Linked DNA regions of Homo sapiens: region 2 is linked to region 1. A link is an interaction called in ENCODE POLR2A ChIA-PET data of the cell type or tissue named here. Cell type or tissue: MCF 10A. All regions are shown on one strand.

Region 1 (8,000 bases):
CCTAGGTGTATATAGTAGGCTAAACCATCTAGGTTTGTGTAAGTAAACTCTATTATATTCATACAACAAAATCACTTGATGCATTTCTGAGAGCACATCCCCATCTTTAAGCAGTTCATGACTGTACTGCTAAGTAGTGGCATGCATATGCATAAAGAAACTCTAGGCCGGGCACGGTGGATCATGCCTGTAATCCCAGCACTTTGGGAGGCTGAGGGGGGCAGATCACTTGAGGTCAGGAGTTTGAGACCAGCCTGGCCAACATGGCGAAATCCCACCTCTACTAAAAATACAAAAATTAGGCAGGCATGGTGGTCTGTGCCTGTAGTCCCAGATACTCAGGAGGCTGAGGCAGGAGGATCACTTGAATCTGGGAGTCAGAGGTTGCAGTGAGCTGAGATTACACCACTGCACTCCAGGCTGGGAGAAAGAGTGAGATTCCATGTCAAAAAAAAAGAAAGAAAAGAAAAGAAAAAAAAATTCTAGAAAAATGCACAGGGAATCAATAACAGTGGTTATATTTTGGGGTTTGACAACATAACAACAGGAACAGGAGCTGGGAGGAGCTTATCACTAGACACCTGTATGTTTTTCTATTTTTTTTTTGAGACGGAGTCTCGCGCTGTCGCCCAGGCTGGAGTGCAGTGGCGCGATCTCGGCTCACTGCAAGCTCCGCCCCTCGGGGTTCACGCCATTCTCCTGCCTCAGCCTCCCGAGTAGCTGGGACTACAGGCGCCCGCCGCTACACCCGGCTAATTTTTTGTATTTTTAGTAGAGACACGGTTTTACCATGTTAGCCAGGATGGTCGCGATCTCCTGACCACGTGATCCGCCTGCCTCGGCCTCCCAAAGTGCTGGGATTACAGGTGTGAGCCACCGCGCCCGGCCATGTTTTTCTATTTTTAAACCATGGAAGTGTATTCAACAATTAAACCAGCTGCTATAGACTGAAAGTTTGTGTCCCCGCAAAATGTATGCCTTGAAGCCTAATCCTCAAGGGGAGGAGACTAGGAGGTTGGGCTTTGGGGAGGTGATTATGTTCATGAGGGTGAAGTCTTCATGAATGGGGTTAGTGTTCTTTTAAAAGAGACACCAGGCTGGGTGCGGTGGCTCACGCCTGTAATCCCAGCACTTTGGGAAGCCGAAGCAGGCGGGTCACCTGAGGTCAGCAGTTTGAGACCACCCTGGCCAACATGTGAAACCCCATCTCTACTAAAAATACAAAAATTAGCCAGGCATGGTGGGGTGCACCTGTAGTCCCAGTTACTTGGGAGGCTGAGGCAGGAGAATTTCTTGAACCCAGGAAGCAGAGGTTGCAGTGAGCTGAGATCATACCATTGCACTCCAGCCTGGGTGACAGAGCGAGACTCCATCTCAAAAAAATTAATTAATTAATTAATTAATTAAATAAAAGGGACCTCAGAAAACTCCTTCACCTCTTCTGCCATGTGAGGTTATAGCCAGAAGACGGCCATCCACGAACAAGGAAGCAGCCCCTCACCAGATACTGAATATGCCAGTGCCTTGATCTTGGACTTCCCAGGCTCCAGAATTTTTTTTTTTTTTTTTTGAGACGGAGTCTCTGTCACCCAGGCGGGAGTGCAATGGCACGATCTGGGCTCACTGCAACCTCTACCTCCCGAGTTCAAGCGATTCTCCCACCTCAGCCTCCCGAGTAGCTGGGATTACAGGCATGCGCCACCATACCTGGCTAATTTTGTATTTTTAGTAGAGATGAGGTTTCTCCATGTTGCTCAGGTTGGTCTCAAACTCCCGACCTCAGGTGATCCACCCACCTCAGCCTCCCAAAGTGCTGGGATTACAGGGGTGAGCCACCACGCCCAGCCTAATTTTTGTATTCTTAGTAGAGACGGGTTTTCACCATGTTGGCCAGGCTGGTTTCGAACTCTTGACCTTGTGATCCATCCGCTTTGGCCTCCCAAAGTGCTGGGATTATAGGCGTGAGCTACTGTGCCTGGCCAGACTGTTTTCTTAAAAACCAAAAGCCTGGGAAGAAAAACAAAATATCTTGCAAATGTATTCTCAATCCCAGTCAATCCCCTGCAAAACTCAGACTCTGGAAGAATGAAAGCTATGCGCTCTTTTCTCCACTCATTCATATTGTTGGCTTCACACAGATAGAAAAAGCTACTTCATCCTGCAGAACTGCTCTATCAGTTCATGGTGTTTTCCTGGATCCTGGACCCCTGCCTTCCCCACCATGAGTCACCTCTGGATCGAGTCCATCTTCTATTTGGGATTTGGAACCAGACAACCTTTGTCCCTTTTTAGCCTCTGCTGCACTCTAAGCTGTGTGATCTAAGACACGTCACTCACATTCTGGAAGTATTCGCTTCCTCATACATGAAATGGGGGAAATTTCTCTAACCATAAGCCTGCGGTTTTGATTTCAGTGCTCACTAGTTCAAGACTTTTCTTCTTGCCTATGCCCCTTCACCCTCTTCCTTTGTCAATTTCCTTTTTCATAAGCTGTGGCTGCTGGTGAGTAAAATAGTCATCTGAGTACAACTGCTTTTGCATGAGCTAGACTTGGAAGGGTGCAAATGGAAGCAGATTCATTTCTTCTCAGTAACTGCTCTTTTAGACTGTCCTGTTGCATTGTTCTGCCCTGATCCCAGAAGGAATCTCAGGCAGATCCCAGAGCCTTGTAGACTCTCCTGGTCACTAACAAATTAATCACCTTTATCCAGTTATTAAAAAATCCAGCCCGATCCGAAGAAAGACTTTATTGTCTCAATTGATTAAAGCTTCTTTCCTCTTTTTTTTCTCTTTTTTTGAGACGGAGTCTTGCTCTGTCGCACAGGCTGGAGTGCAGTGGTGCGATCTTGGCTCACTGCAGCCTCCACCTCCCGGGTTCAAGCGATTTTCCTGCCTCAGCCTCCCAAGTAGCTGGGATTACAGGTGCCTGCCACCAAGCCCAGCTAATTTTTGCATTTTTAGTAGAGACGGGGTTTCGCCATGTTGGACAGGCTGGTCTTGAACTGCTGACCTCAGGTGATCTGCCTGCCTTGGCCTCCCAAAATTCTGGGATTACAGGCATGAGCCACTGTGCCCTCCCGCTTCTTTCTTCTTTCTGTAAGTCAGGCCTGAGTTGGACTTCGGAGAAGCTTTGAGTTGGGCTTCTCCTTTTCAGTGGAGAAGGGCAGGAAGGAGGATGTCTTCCATTTATTCTCTTTGCTTTTCCTCCTCCCCCTCCTGCAAGACTCTCTGCTGTCTAACTCAGTGGGGAGGAGAGACAGAATAAAGAAAAAAAATCTGCATTACTGGTATGGTTGGAATCTGTCATGTGTGTCTCTTGGTTGAGGCAGAGATCACACTTTGGGGCTGTTTTCCCCAAGGCATTTTCCACTGTTGTTGTTGCTTTCTTTTTCTTTTTTTAAGAGATAAGGTCTTGCCCTATCACTCACTACAGTCTTGAACTCCTGAGCTCAAGTGATCCTCCTGCCTCAGCTTACTGAGTAGCTGGGACTACCATGCCTGGCTAATTATTTTTATTTTTGATAGATGCAGAGTCTTGCTACATTGCCCAGGCTGGCCTCAAACTCCTGGCCACAAGCGATCTTCCTGTCTTAGCCTCCCAAAGTGCTGGAATTACAGGCATAAGCCACTGCTGTCAGCCCTCCATTGGTTTTTAAATAATCTCCTCACGGGTTACCTTCACCATGAATTTTTCTTCCAAGTTACCATACAGCTGACTCATAGGAACCCCTCCTTAGCCCTAGGTATCTGGTGGTAAATGTTCTTTCAAAAAGAAGCATTAGGATGCATGACCTATGAGGCCATAGACAGCAACCAAATCTAGCCCTTGTCAAACGGTTACACATCTGGTCCACCTATACCTGATCAACCTGGCAGAAAAGCTACTATCAGCAGAGACCCTCTGTCCATACTCAGTGACCACGGACAGCTTCTGATTTCCCCTCACCTTTAGGCATGCTCAAGTCCAAGTCAGGTACCAGTCCCTGTGTCTCTCCAAACACAAAAGTCAAGTTGGAGGAATGGTTCTGAGAAACTCTTCACTTGGCTGTAATTAACAAAGCAACAGTTCCTTCTGCCACCAGAGGGTGTGCAGCAAGGATGGGCAGCACAACCTGCTACCAACTCTCTCTAAAGAAATTCTTTTCTCTTTTTTTTTTTTTTTTTTTGAGACGGAGTTTCACTCTTGATGCCCAGGCTGGAGTGCAATGGCGCAATCTTGGCTCACTGCAACCTCCGCCTCCCAAGTTCAAGTGAGTCTCTTGCCTCAGTCTCCTGAGTAGCCGGGACTATGGGTGCGCACCACTGCGCCTGGCAAATTTTTGTATTTTTTTTAAAGACAGGGTTTCACCATGTTGGTCAGGCTGGTCTCAAACTCCTGACCTCATGATCCGCCCTCCTCAGCCTCCCAAAGTGCTGGGATTACAGGCATGAGGCACCACACTCAGACCCCTTGCCCTCATTTTTGACAGATAGTTTTGCTAGACACAGATCCTTGGTTGATAAGTTTTTTCTTTCAGCACTTTGAATACGCCATCCCACTGCCTTCTGGCCTCCACTGTTTCTCATGAGGAGTCACCTGTTCATCATATCAGGGTCTCCTTTTCGGTGATGAGTCATTCTTCTCTTGCTGTTTCAAGATTTTCTCTTTGGCTTTCAGAATTTTATTATAATGCATGTGGGTGTGGATCTCTGTCTTGTGTTCATTCTACTGGGGTTCTTTTTTTTTTTTTTTTTTTTTTTTTGAGATGGAGTCACGCTCTGTCGCCCAGGCTGGAGTGCAGTGGCACAATCTCAGCTCACTGCAACCTCTGCCTCCCAGGTTCACGTCATTCTCCTGCCTCAGCCTCCTGAGTAGCTGGGACTACAGGCGCCCACCAACACACCTGGCTAATTTTTTATATTTTTAGTAGAGACGGGGTTTCACCGTGTTAGCCAGGATGGTCTTGATCTCCTGACCTCGTGATCCGCCCACCTCAGCCTCCCAAAGTGCTGGGATTACAGGCGTGAGCCACCGCACCCGGCCTCTACTTGGGTTCACTGCATCTCTTGGATGTGTAGATTAATGTTTCCATCAGATTTAGATCATTTTAGATATATTTTTCCTTTGTTTTTTTTTTTTTTGCCCTTTTCTCTCCTCTCCTCTGGTATTCCCATCAGCTGTATTTTGATGAGCTCAATGATGTCCCAAATTTCTCTGAGGCTCTGTTCATTTTTTATCATGGTAGATACACATAACAAAATTTACCATTTTAACCACTTTTACACGTACAATTCAGCAGCATTAAGTATATTCACAAAGTTGTTCAATCATCACCACTATCCATTCACAGAAATTTTTCATCATCCCAAACAGAAACTGTATACTCATTAAAGACTGGCTCCCCACTCCCCTTTTCCCCAACCCCTGTTAATCTCTATTATTCTTTCTGTCTCTAACTTTTATAGTTTGATCATAACAATCCCCTTTTCATCAGGTTTTCATGGAGCGTAGGAGGGGTAATTCTTTGACTTAAAAATATAATTTGAAGAAAATGACTGCTTAGGAGAGAGAGACAGAGAGAAAGAAAGTGAGAGAGAGAAAGAGAGAGAGAGAGAAAAGAGAGAGAAAGAAAAGAAAGAATAAGAAAGAAAGGAAGGAAGGAAAGAAAAAAAAGAAGGAAGGAAGGAAGAAAGGTGGGAAGGAGGACGGAAGGAAGGAAGGAGGGAAGGAAGAAGTAAGGAAGGAAGGAGGGAGGGAGGGAAGGAAGGAAGGAAAAGGAGGAATGAAGGAAGGAGGAAAGTAGAGAGGGAAGAAGGGAGGGAAAAAGAAAGCTATGAAAGCCATTGACCACAGGTCGGGATGGGAATGGGGATAATTCATCAATTTTTCTACGCTGACATAACTCCCGAGAGTTCTGACTATTCATTGGCTTTAACAGATTTGCCAAGAGGACAAATCTCAGCTTAATTAGCAAAGGATAAAATCATAAAATTAGTGGATTCCCTAATCTGGGCATGCCACATAGATGAATATGATTGCAAGGGCAGGTTTGGAAAAGGGAATGATGCCTGAATATACTGGAATTCCCAAATATTTTGGACCTCAAAGTTTGGGCTTTTAAGGAACTACCATTTAAATCTGCAGTTTGCTGTAAAGATGGTTAACAGAGTTCTGGGCCAGGCACGGTGGCTCATGCCTGTAATCCCAGCACTTTGGGAGGCTGAGGCGGGCGGATCACCCGAGGTCAGGAATTTGAGACAGCCTGGCCAACGTGGTGAAAACCCGTCTCTACTAAAAATACAAAAATTAGCCAGGCGTGGTGGCATGTGCCTGTAATCCCAGCTACTCGGGAGGCTGAGGCCAGAGAATTGCTTGAACCTGGGAGGCAGAGGTTGCAGTGAGCCACTGCTCTCCAGCCTGGCCAACAAGAGCAGAAACTCTGTATCAAAAAAAATAGTTCATTGTGCAGAATTTAACATATTTGTCAAATAATAGGCTGACCAGCCATGGAGAGAAGCTCCTATTATAGTCACAACCTATTCAAAAATATTAATGTGGGTGGGGTGCAGTGTCTCATGCCTGTAATCCTAGCACTTTGGGAGGCAGAGGTGGGTGGATCACTTGAGGCCAGGAGTTCAAGACCAGCCTGGCCAACATGGCGAAACCCCATCTCTACTAAAAATACAAAAATTAGCCGAGTGTGGTGGCACATGCCTGTAATCCCAGCTACTTGGGAGGCTGAGGCAGGAGAATCACTTGAACCAGGGAGGCAGAGGTTGCAGTGAGCCAAGATCACGCTACTGCACTCCAGCCTGGACGTAGAGTGAGATTCCGTCTCAAAAAAAAGAAAAAAATTATAGTGCATTTGAAGTGCATTCAAAAACTATGAGAACACGATTTTAGCTGTGAGCTTGTAAAAACAAAAACAAACAAAACTTATGAGAACACTTGTACCTCCCTAGCCTGAGGGGCATGATGTATAGCCTCTTTCAGGACTGTTGGTACATGTCCCTTTGAATATTCACTGTGGAGAATCTTTTTTAGCAAGCGTAGCTAAATTGTATCTGCTCCTCTAAACATTTGCCAGAAGAAGAAATAGTTTATTTTCAGGTTCAGGCTCTACACATTCTCTTTCTTTTCTTTTCTTTTTTTTTTTTGACAGAGTCTCACTCCTTCACCCAGGCTGGAGTACAGTAGCGTGATCTCGGCTCACCGCAACCTCTGTCTCCTGGGTCCAAGCAATCCTCCGGCCTCAGCCTCCCAAGTAGCTGGGATTACAGGAGCCTGCCACCATGACCAACTAATTTTTGTATTTTTTAGTAGAGACGAAGTTTCACCATGTTGGCCAGGCTGGTCTTGAACACCTGACCTCAGGTGATCCACCTGTCTCCGCCTCCCAAAGTGCTGGGATTACAGGTGTGAGCCACCGCACCGGGCCCTCTTCTCCCACCCTTTCCCTTTCTTTCTTTCTTTTTTTTTTTTTTTTTTTCTTTGACAGAGTCTCACTCTGTCGCCCAGGCTGGAGTGCAGAGGCATGAGCTTGGCTCACTGCAACCTCCACATCCTGGGTTCAAGAGATTCTTGTGCCTCAGCCTCCCAAGTAGCTGGGATTACAGATGCGTGCCACCACACCCGACTAATTTTTTGTATTTTTAGTAGAGATGGGGTTTAGCCATGTTGGCCAGGCTGGTTTTGAACCCCTGCCCTCAAGTGATCAGCTCACGTTGGCCTCCCAAAGTGTCAGGATTACAGGCATGAGCCACCACACCTGGCTTCTACACATTTTATGAGCAATAAATAATGTTGATAATCTCTCAGTTTTCTTCTTTCTTCCTGTCTCTCCCTCCCCAGTGGTCCTGCAGCAGTTCTAATCCCATTCCCATCACCAGTTGATCAGAGACCTAGTATTTTTAGGAAAGTAGCAGCCTTTATTTATTTTTTATATTTATATTTATATTTTTACTTATTTATTTATTTATTTTTGAGACAGAGTTTCACTCTTGTTGCCCAGGCTACAGTG
Region 2 (8,000 bases), 990 kb before region 1:
GGGTCCTGGTGGCCCCACAACATTCTAAATCTTTTATATGTGAAGGTCTTACTCTGGCATTGGAAGCTTGCTTTCCAAAATTATAATAATGACAATCACTAACATTTAGGGAGCACCCCAGATCCCCACTGAGGCTTTATACATGCATTGCCTCAACCCCTTGAGGCAGGTACTGTCATCATGCCCGCAGTGCAAGAGGTGAGAGAACTCACCCAAGGTCACAGTGAACAAACAGCCCAGCTGGAACTTGAGCTTGGCTTGTCCCTAAACCCGCCAGTGCTGTCAACCACTGTATTCTGGGAATTTGAGGAACAAGGAATGAGGAAGTGGCAGACAGAAAACGGTGCTCGAGTCTGGGGACATTCTGAACACTTTCAGGGAGGCCCAATAAGAAAAGAGAAATGCAGACAAATGAAATAAAGCAGAGGCTGGGAAGCCAACGCCCACAACACGACCAAGACCCCAAGTTCCCAAAGAAAGTGCTTTATTATTTTCAAAATAGCAATGTGTAAAAACGGCTTTTGCAGAAAAGAAGACAAAAAGGCTAACCTTTACTGCACCCCCAATAATGCCAATTCCCCAGCCCTAGCCCAGCAGAACCGTGGGAAAGCAGCCTTTGCTGTATGTATGTAGGCTTTCACTCAGGACAGGTAGATTTTTCATAATGACTTTGCTTTTAATCTAGGGAAGAGTGTAAAATTGCACAGCAAGTCTTGGGGACTCTGACAGCCCAGTGGACCAGGAAGGAATCTCCATCCATCTCTGGGAGTCTCTGGGGTCACAGGGAGCCTGTAAGCCAAGGGGAGGCTGGGGAGGAGGGAGAGCGGCTGGAGAGATTTATACATAGTGCTGTCCTCCCCCTGCCTTGGAATTACAGCACCATGAGAAGCTGTGAGATTAAATGAAGAGCAGGGCCCTGGAGAAGCTAAAGCATCAGTGGGAACAGGGGGTGCAGCAGGTGATAAGCGGGAGATGCAGGTTAATTATGATGCTGGCACACAGGTAGCCCCGGGAGGAAAGCAGAAGCCCTGGGGCGGGTGCATGTGTGTGTGAGTGTGTGTGTGAGTGTGTGCATGGTGGGGGAGGGGAGGGGGAGAGAGAGAGATCCATGATATCCATTTGTGTTTTGGCCCCATTCTTTTTTTTTAAAAAACCTAATCAAATCGATTCTCCTCTCCTACATAGAGGTTTGCATGCCCCACCCCCCACTCTCCTTGCCAATTCATCAATATCCTCATCCTCAGAATTTATCTAAACTACTTTATAGGAAAGATTCTTTTACCTTTAACCCCCTGCACCCCACTGGCCAGGTATGGAAGGATGATTAGACAGCCTGATCCGAAAGAAGGGGCACCAGCAATGACTAGACTAACTCTTCTGGGGAGAGGAAAGTCTCTGAGCTCTGCAGAGCGGAGGAGCCCCTCTCTGATCTGCCTCAGTAAGTCAAGCAGATACGATGCAAATCCACGCCTTCTGAGTTCTGGCTGTGAGAGAGGAGACAACTCCAGGCATTGTCTGGGGTAAGGAGCCCTCTTTGAGGGAGGGGTGCTTTTCTTTCAATGAGTTTAAGCATTTCCTTCACTAGCTTGACTCTGTAGCTGGTTCTTCGATCCAGTCTCCTCAGAGGTCCCCTTCTCTGCTGAAGCATCTCAGATCTTCCTGCTCCTTCTGCCTTCGGCCCCTCTGTGGCTCAGGCTGACCATAGGAACTAATATGCATGTTTGTCAGGCCCTTTCTATTTTTTAATTTTTTTCTCTTACTTATAAATTACCTCAAATGGGTTTTCTATCAAACATCATTTTTGTTATTTTTGGCTTCTGTGTCTCAATTTCTTTCTTTCTTTCTTTCTTTCCTTTCTTCCTTCCTTCCTTCCTTCCTTCCTTCCTTCCTTCCTTCCTTCCTTCCTTTCTTTCTTTTTTTTAAAGATGTGGTTTCGCCATGTGGCCCAGGCTGTCTCCAACTCCTGGGGTCCAGTGATCTTCCCACCTCAGCCTCCTAAAGTGCTGGGGTTGCAGGCGTGAGCCACTGTGCCCAGCCTTTGTCAGGCCCTCTCAAGTCGATGTAGCATTTATTGAGCCCAGTACTGTGTTAGATACCAGGGAATGTCTAAGTCTGAGATACCATCCCTGTTTTCAAGAAACTTGGAGTCTGGTTGGTGACACAAGAATGACCATGAGGCAAAGAGAGACATATATGTAATAAGGTCCCTGAATGGGAGCAAGTCTGTGTGAGATCACTGTATTCAGAGCACATGTGGCCCAAGGACCTTTATTACCAAATAAATCCACGATCAACCCCAGCCTCCCACTGCACACTTTTCTTACTCCAATCCCTTGGTAGCTAAGCTGTGTGACCACAGTGGAATGAAGTAAAGACCAGCAATCTGGGTGGATTTTCCCAAAAGCTTGCCATGTGACCTTGATAAATGGCATCACATGAGTGAAAGTCACAAAATAAACCAGTGGGTCTTGTCCAGTGTCCACTGCAGCCACATGGGGAGGACACAGCCTGGTCCAGGACCTTTCCATCAATTTAATTCCAATAGAATCCAGCCTCTTTCTTTGTATGATTTTGAAGGTAGAGTTGGTTTTGTCTTCTTGCTTACTGCCTCCTTTCGCTTGTTTAAATATTTACCTTACATTTTCCCTACTCTGACTAGGGGAGACATTTTGCTAACTTAAAATAGTTGAGCGACATTGTCCTCCACAGTCCCTTCTGGAGATGTGAATTTCCTTCAAACCTCTGAGATTGGGGTTTAAGCCATCTCTTCTGGAATTCTCTCATGGGGAGATAATTGAGTTCAACCGTTCCTTCATACCAGGACCAGGTACCAGTTGTTAAAGAATTATGGAAAGCTATTCCAGAGAACATGTTGCCCACTTTTAGATATCTGCCTGAGCTCCACAGATTCAGCCAGAGTCCATTTATACAATGCTAAATGAGAGTTTCCCACATACAGGGAACTCTAACATCTCCAGATAAATAGCTCTGCAAGGAGAAAATGCAAATTATGACTTAAAGTCAGCCTCTACTTTTGTGCAGTGCATACCAATGTGGCTTTACCCTTTAGCTAGAGCAATGGAGCTACTACTTCTTTTATGCAGATAGATGCCCTGCATGAGTTTGTTTCCTGAGACTGTTGGAAAAATAAATAGACTATTAGCTACTTGGTTTCCTCTTTAGAAACCCAGCAGGCACAACAGGGAGAGACATTAGTCTTTAAGCACCAGTTCTACGAAACAACCACACCATAGAGCACTTGGAGCGGAACTGAAAAAGGTTAAAACAAGTCCAGAGAAAGGGTGTGGGCAGTCAGATAGTTTAGCAGACGCTAAGCTTGTGCCAGGGACTTTTATAATCAAGGCTTTTGCAATAGTGATTTTGTAACAAGTAAAGAATCCACACACATGAGGAGGAAGTGTAAGAAATCAATTAAAACTTCAGAGAATGAAACGTGGAAGGCATAAAGCACCACACACTAAGAGACAAGGGGAAGAATTAGTCACAGAAATAATCATGAGGAAAGTGCAATTGTGGGATCATACAAGCTGAGGATGCCTAGAGGGATCCCTGGATGTCTGTGAGCTGTAAGGCTCAAGTGGATTCCTGCAGTGCTCAGCAAGCCTCGCCAGGCCCCATGTGCACAGGTGTGGGGTGAGACCATGTGGGAGGTGAGACTGAATGAGGTGGAATGAAAGGATTGATGGGTTTTAAATAGTTGCCAAATTATTCTGCTACATCCAATAGACTCTTCCTCAGTCTTAGAAGAAAACAAGGGGGAAGGCCAGAAAAGGGAGCACAGCAAATCTAACAGTGTGGGGCAGAGGGAGGGAGAGAAAAATGGCACATAATGGGGAGTGCAAAGGAGAAGGCAAAGGGAGAATGAACATTAGGACCTGATAACTGATACTAACATAAATGCAGTGTGTGTATGGGTGTGTGTGTATATACATGTTTCCAGAATGATGGGATAGATGTACTGTTCCCCTTTCCCCATGCTAAAGACAACTAGAAACTCTGGGTTGGTTTATATAAATAAAAGTTAGAAGATTCTGAAAGGCAGAGAGAAGGAGGTGAACCAGCCGGGAATCGTGGGACCTGAGGAATGACACAGTGATGAGCTTGCTGTTTCTTTTTGTTTTTGTTTTTGCTTTTTGTTTTTTTTTTTTGGCTCATATGTCCTGGGCCTGAAGCTGAAGAAGCCAGAAACAGGTGCAGAGAAGGAGAAAAAAAATCAACAAAAAGCTATTCTCTCTAGCTAAAGGATAAGGAAAGAGGCAGCCTAGCAAGGCAGAAGACTTTTAGACGATAACCATTATGCTCCAAACACTACAGTAAAAACTGTGGCCCCATCCCGATCCATGCTAGCAAAGACCTGGTGGGGATCAGAGACTTCCACCCTCATGAGGATATGATGGGGTACTTCAACAACCCCTGCCAGAGTGGTGTCTGAAAAGACCAAGTAGTGAGCCAGGGCTTTCATCTCCAGTAGCTGGTAACAAAGATTCTCCTACTGTGGTGTAAGTAGAGACCATATGGAAATCTGGAACCCTAACTTTCACTCAGTAGTAACAAGGAGTCCCCCAGCTTGGGTGTCAATAGATGATGATTGGAGAATCTTGACGTCTACCCCACGTGGCAGTATCAAGGCAGTGCCTTCCCTCTCCTCTTCCAGGGTGCTGACACAGAAAGCCAGCTAAAACAGAAGGCTTAAGGAAAATTCAGTCGCATAACATAATACAAAAACATCCAGGTTTCAATAAAAAATCAAGCGTCATGCCAAGAACCAGGAAGATCTCAAACTGAATGAAAAAAGACATTCAAAAGAGGCCAGCACCGAGATGACAGAGATGTTAGGATTATCTGATGAAGATTTTAATGCAGGCACAATAAAAACACTTTAGTCAACAATTAGGAACACATTTTAAACAAATGAAAACATCGAAAGCCTCAGCAAAGAAATAGTAGATATAGAGAAGAAACAAATAAAATTTTTAGAACTGAAAAATACCATAACTAAAAAAAAAGAAAAAAAACCCACAACAAAAATACCACAGAACTCAGTGGATGGTCTAGCAGAATGGAGAGGACAGGGGAAAGTGAACTGGAAGATCAGACATGAGAAATTATACAATCTGAATAGCAGAGAGAAAACAGACTGAGAAAAAAAAAAAGAACAGAACCTCAAACACCTAAATTTATGTCACAGGAGTACCAGAAAGAGGATGAGACTGAAAATGTCGTCAAAAAATCATTAAACTTTCCACATCTGGAGTGCAACATAAACCTATAGATTCAATAAGCTGAGAAAATCCCAAACAAGATAAAACCAAAAAAATTTACACCTAGTAGCATTATAATTCACTTTCAGAAAACTAACAATAAAGAAAAAGCCTTGAAAGCAGCCTGTGAAGACAGCTACTTTACCTATAGGGGAGGAAAAATTCAAATGACAGCAGATTCCTCCTAAAAAACCACAGAAGCCAGAAAGAAACAGGACAATATTTTTAAAGTGCTGGAAGAAAACAATTGTCAGTTCAGAATTCTATACCCAGATAAAATATTATTTAGGATTGAAGGGGAAATGAAGACATTCTCAGATGAAGAAAAACTAGGAGAATTTGTTACTGGCAGATCTAGCCTAAAAGAACAACAGAAGGAAATTTTGATTTTGACTTGAAATCAGTTTATAAAAATGGTAATTAACATGACATTGAAACATTCCTTTTTTTGGTGACATCAGAACAATGTCTATTAATTTTAATCGGCTCTGAATCATGCCCAGATTTGATCCAGTTGTGCCACTGTGTCATCAGGTCCTTAGTCATAGGAAATGCATCTTCTTCATCTACGATCTCATCCTTTATTAGTGAATATGACTATTCACTTTCTGTTATGCAAAATTTTAAACATAACCAGAAGTACAGAGAACGCTCTAATCAGCCCTCATGTACCCATCACACAACTTGTATACGCAGCAACATACGACCAATCGCAATTTATTAGGTTGGTGCAAAAGTAATTGCGGTTTTTGACTGTGTATTTTAAATCTTTATAACTAGGCTCAAACACATCTTTATTAATCAAAATAGAAACCATTTCAATCAACACATTTTTGCCAACAAGAATTAAGTTTGTTTCTTCCTGTAGCGTAAAGATCTGTTCTTCGGGATTCAACAAACTCTTGGAAAGCATTTTTTGCACCCTGCTGGTTGTGGAAGCATTTTCCCTGCAAAAACTTGTTGAGATGCTTGAAGAAGTAGCAGTCAGTTGGTGAGAGGTCAGGTGAATACTGCGGATGACGCAAAACTTCATAGCCCAATTCTTTCAACTTTTGAAGCATTGATTGTGCGACATGAGGTTGGGGACATCCAAAAACACTATAGATAAACCAAAATGGAATTCTAAAAAATGTTTATGTGCCTGTAATCCCAGCTACTTAGGAGGCTGAGGCACGAGAATTGCTTGAACCCAGGAGGCAGAGGTTGCAGTGAGCTGAGATTGTGCCACTGCACTCCAACCTGGGCGACACAGCGAGACTCTGCCTCAAAAAAAAAAAAAATGTTTATGTAACCCACAGAAAGGCAGGAAACGGAAAAAAGAAATGAGAAACAGAGAACAAACAGAAAACAAAAAATAAAATGGCAGATTTAAGCCCTAAGACATCAATAAGACATCAATAACTACATTAGATATTTAAGATTTAAACATACAATTAAAGACAGAGATTGGTACAGCGAATTAAAAAATATTACCTACTATCCAACTCTATGCTTCTATGAGAAACTCATGTCAAATATAATAATACAGGCAAGTTGAAAGTAAAAGGATGGAAAAATGTATAATGCAAACATTAATTACAAGGAAGCAGGAGTGGTTATATAAATTTCAGATAAAGTAAACTTTAGAGCAAAGAAAATTACCAGAGACAGAAGGACTATTTAATATCAATAGGGTTAACCCTCCAAGAAGACATAGCAATCCTAGATGTATATGCGCCAAACATCAGACCTGCAAATATATAATATAAAAATGGAAAGAATTGAAAAGAAAAATAGATAAATCAACAATAATAGTTGGAGATGTAACATACCTCTCTCAACCATTGACAGAACTATTAGACAGAAATCAACAGGACTATAGAAGAACTAACAATACTGCCAAGCAACAAGATTTAATGGACACGGTAGAACATTCCACCCTACAACAACAGAGTACACATTCTTTTCAAGATAGGCCATAAAATAAACCTCAGCAAATTAATTTTTTTGTTAGGTTTTTTTTTTTTTCCACAGATAGGGTCTTGCTATGTTTACCAGGCTGGAGTGCAGTGACCATTGACAGGCGTGATCACAGCACACTATAACCTCAAACTCCTGGGCTCAAGGATCCCGAGTAGCTGGGACTACAGGTGTGTGCCACTGCACCTGACCTACAGCCAATTAAAAAGAAATTAATATCACACACAGTGTGATCTCTGACCACAACGAAATCAAAGTAGAAATCAAGAACAGAAAGATAAGAGGAAGATTTCCAAATACTTGAAAACGAAATGACATATTTCTAAATAATCCATGCATCAAAGAGGAAATCTCAAGGGAAATAAAAAAATACATTAAACTGAATGAAAATGAAAATACAACAAATCAATTGTGGGACACATCTAAGCAGTGCTGAGAGGAAAATTTATAGCACTAAGTGCACACATTAGAAAAGAGGAAAAGTCTCATATCAATAATTTAAGCCCCACCTCAAGAACCTAGGAAAAGAAAAGCAAAATAATCCCAAAAGAAGCAGAAGTAAAGAAATAATAAAGATAAGAGTATTCTGGGCACAATGGCTTACACCTGTCATCCCAGCAGTTTGGTAGGCTGAGGCTGGAGGATCACTTGAGGCCAGGAGTTTGAGATGAGCCTGGGCAACACAGGGACACCCTGTCTCTACTAAAAATTAAAAACAAAAAAAATTAGCCAGGTGTGGTGGTGCACATCTGTAGTCCC

Evidence for each region. Peaks named below come from ENCODE experiments on the same cell type or tissue, not always from the same donor. Only the 100,000 strongest peaks of a DNase experiment are listed, where the experiment ranks them.
Region 2: POLR2A ChIA-PET joins it to region 1 with 7 read pairs; 1 of 35 experiments calls an interaction of 5 or more read pairs at or near these places.

The regions. Positions count from the first base shown.
Region 1 is chr1:224,166,778-224,174,777 of GRCh38, forward strand. No RefSeq gene overlaps it. Among named protein-coding and RNA genes, the nearest start is that of DEGS1, 12 kb to the right of the region's middle. RefSeq lists enhancers at 2,344-3,313, 3,314-4,283. In MCF 10A, a CTCF peak has its summit at 4,101 (motif pointing right); a DNase peak (open chromatin) is centred at 4,074.
Region 2 is chr1:223,177,639-223,185,638 of GRCh38, forward strand. No RefSeq gene overlaps it. Among named protein-coding and RNA genes, the nearest start is that of TLR5, 38 kb to the left of the region's middle. In MCF 10A, no CTCF peak of the experiment used is centred here; a DNase peak (open chromatin) is centred at 3,383.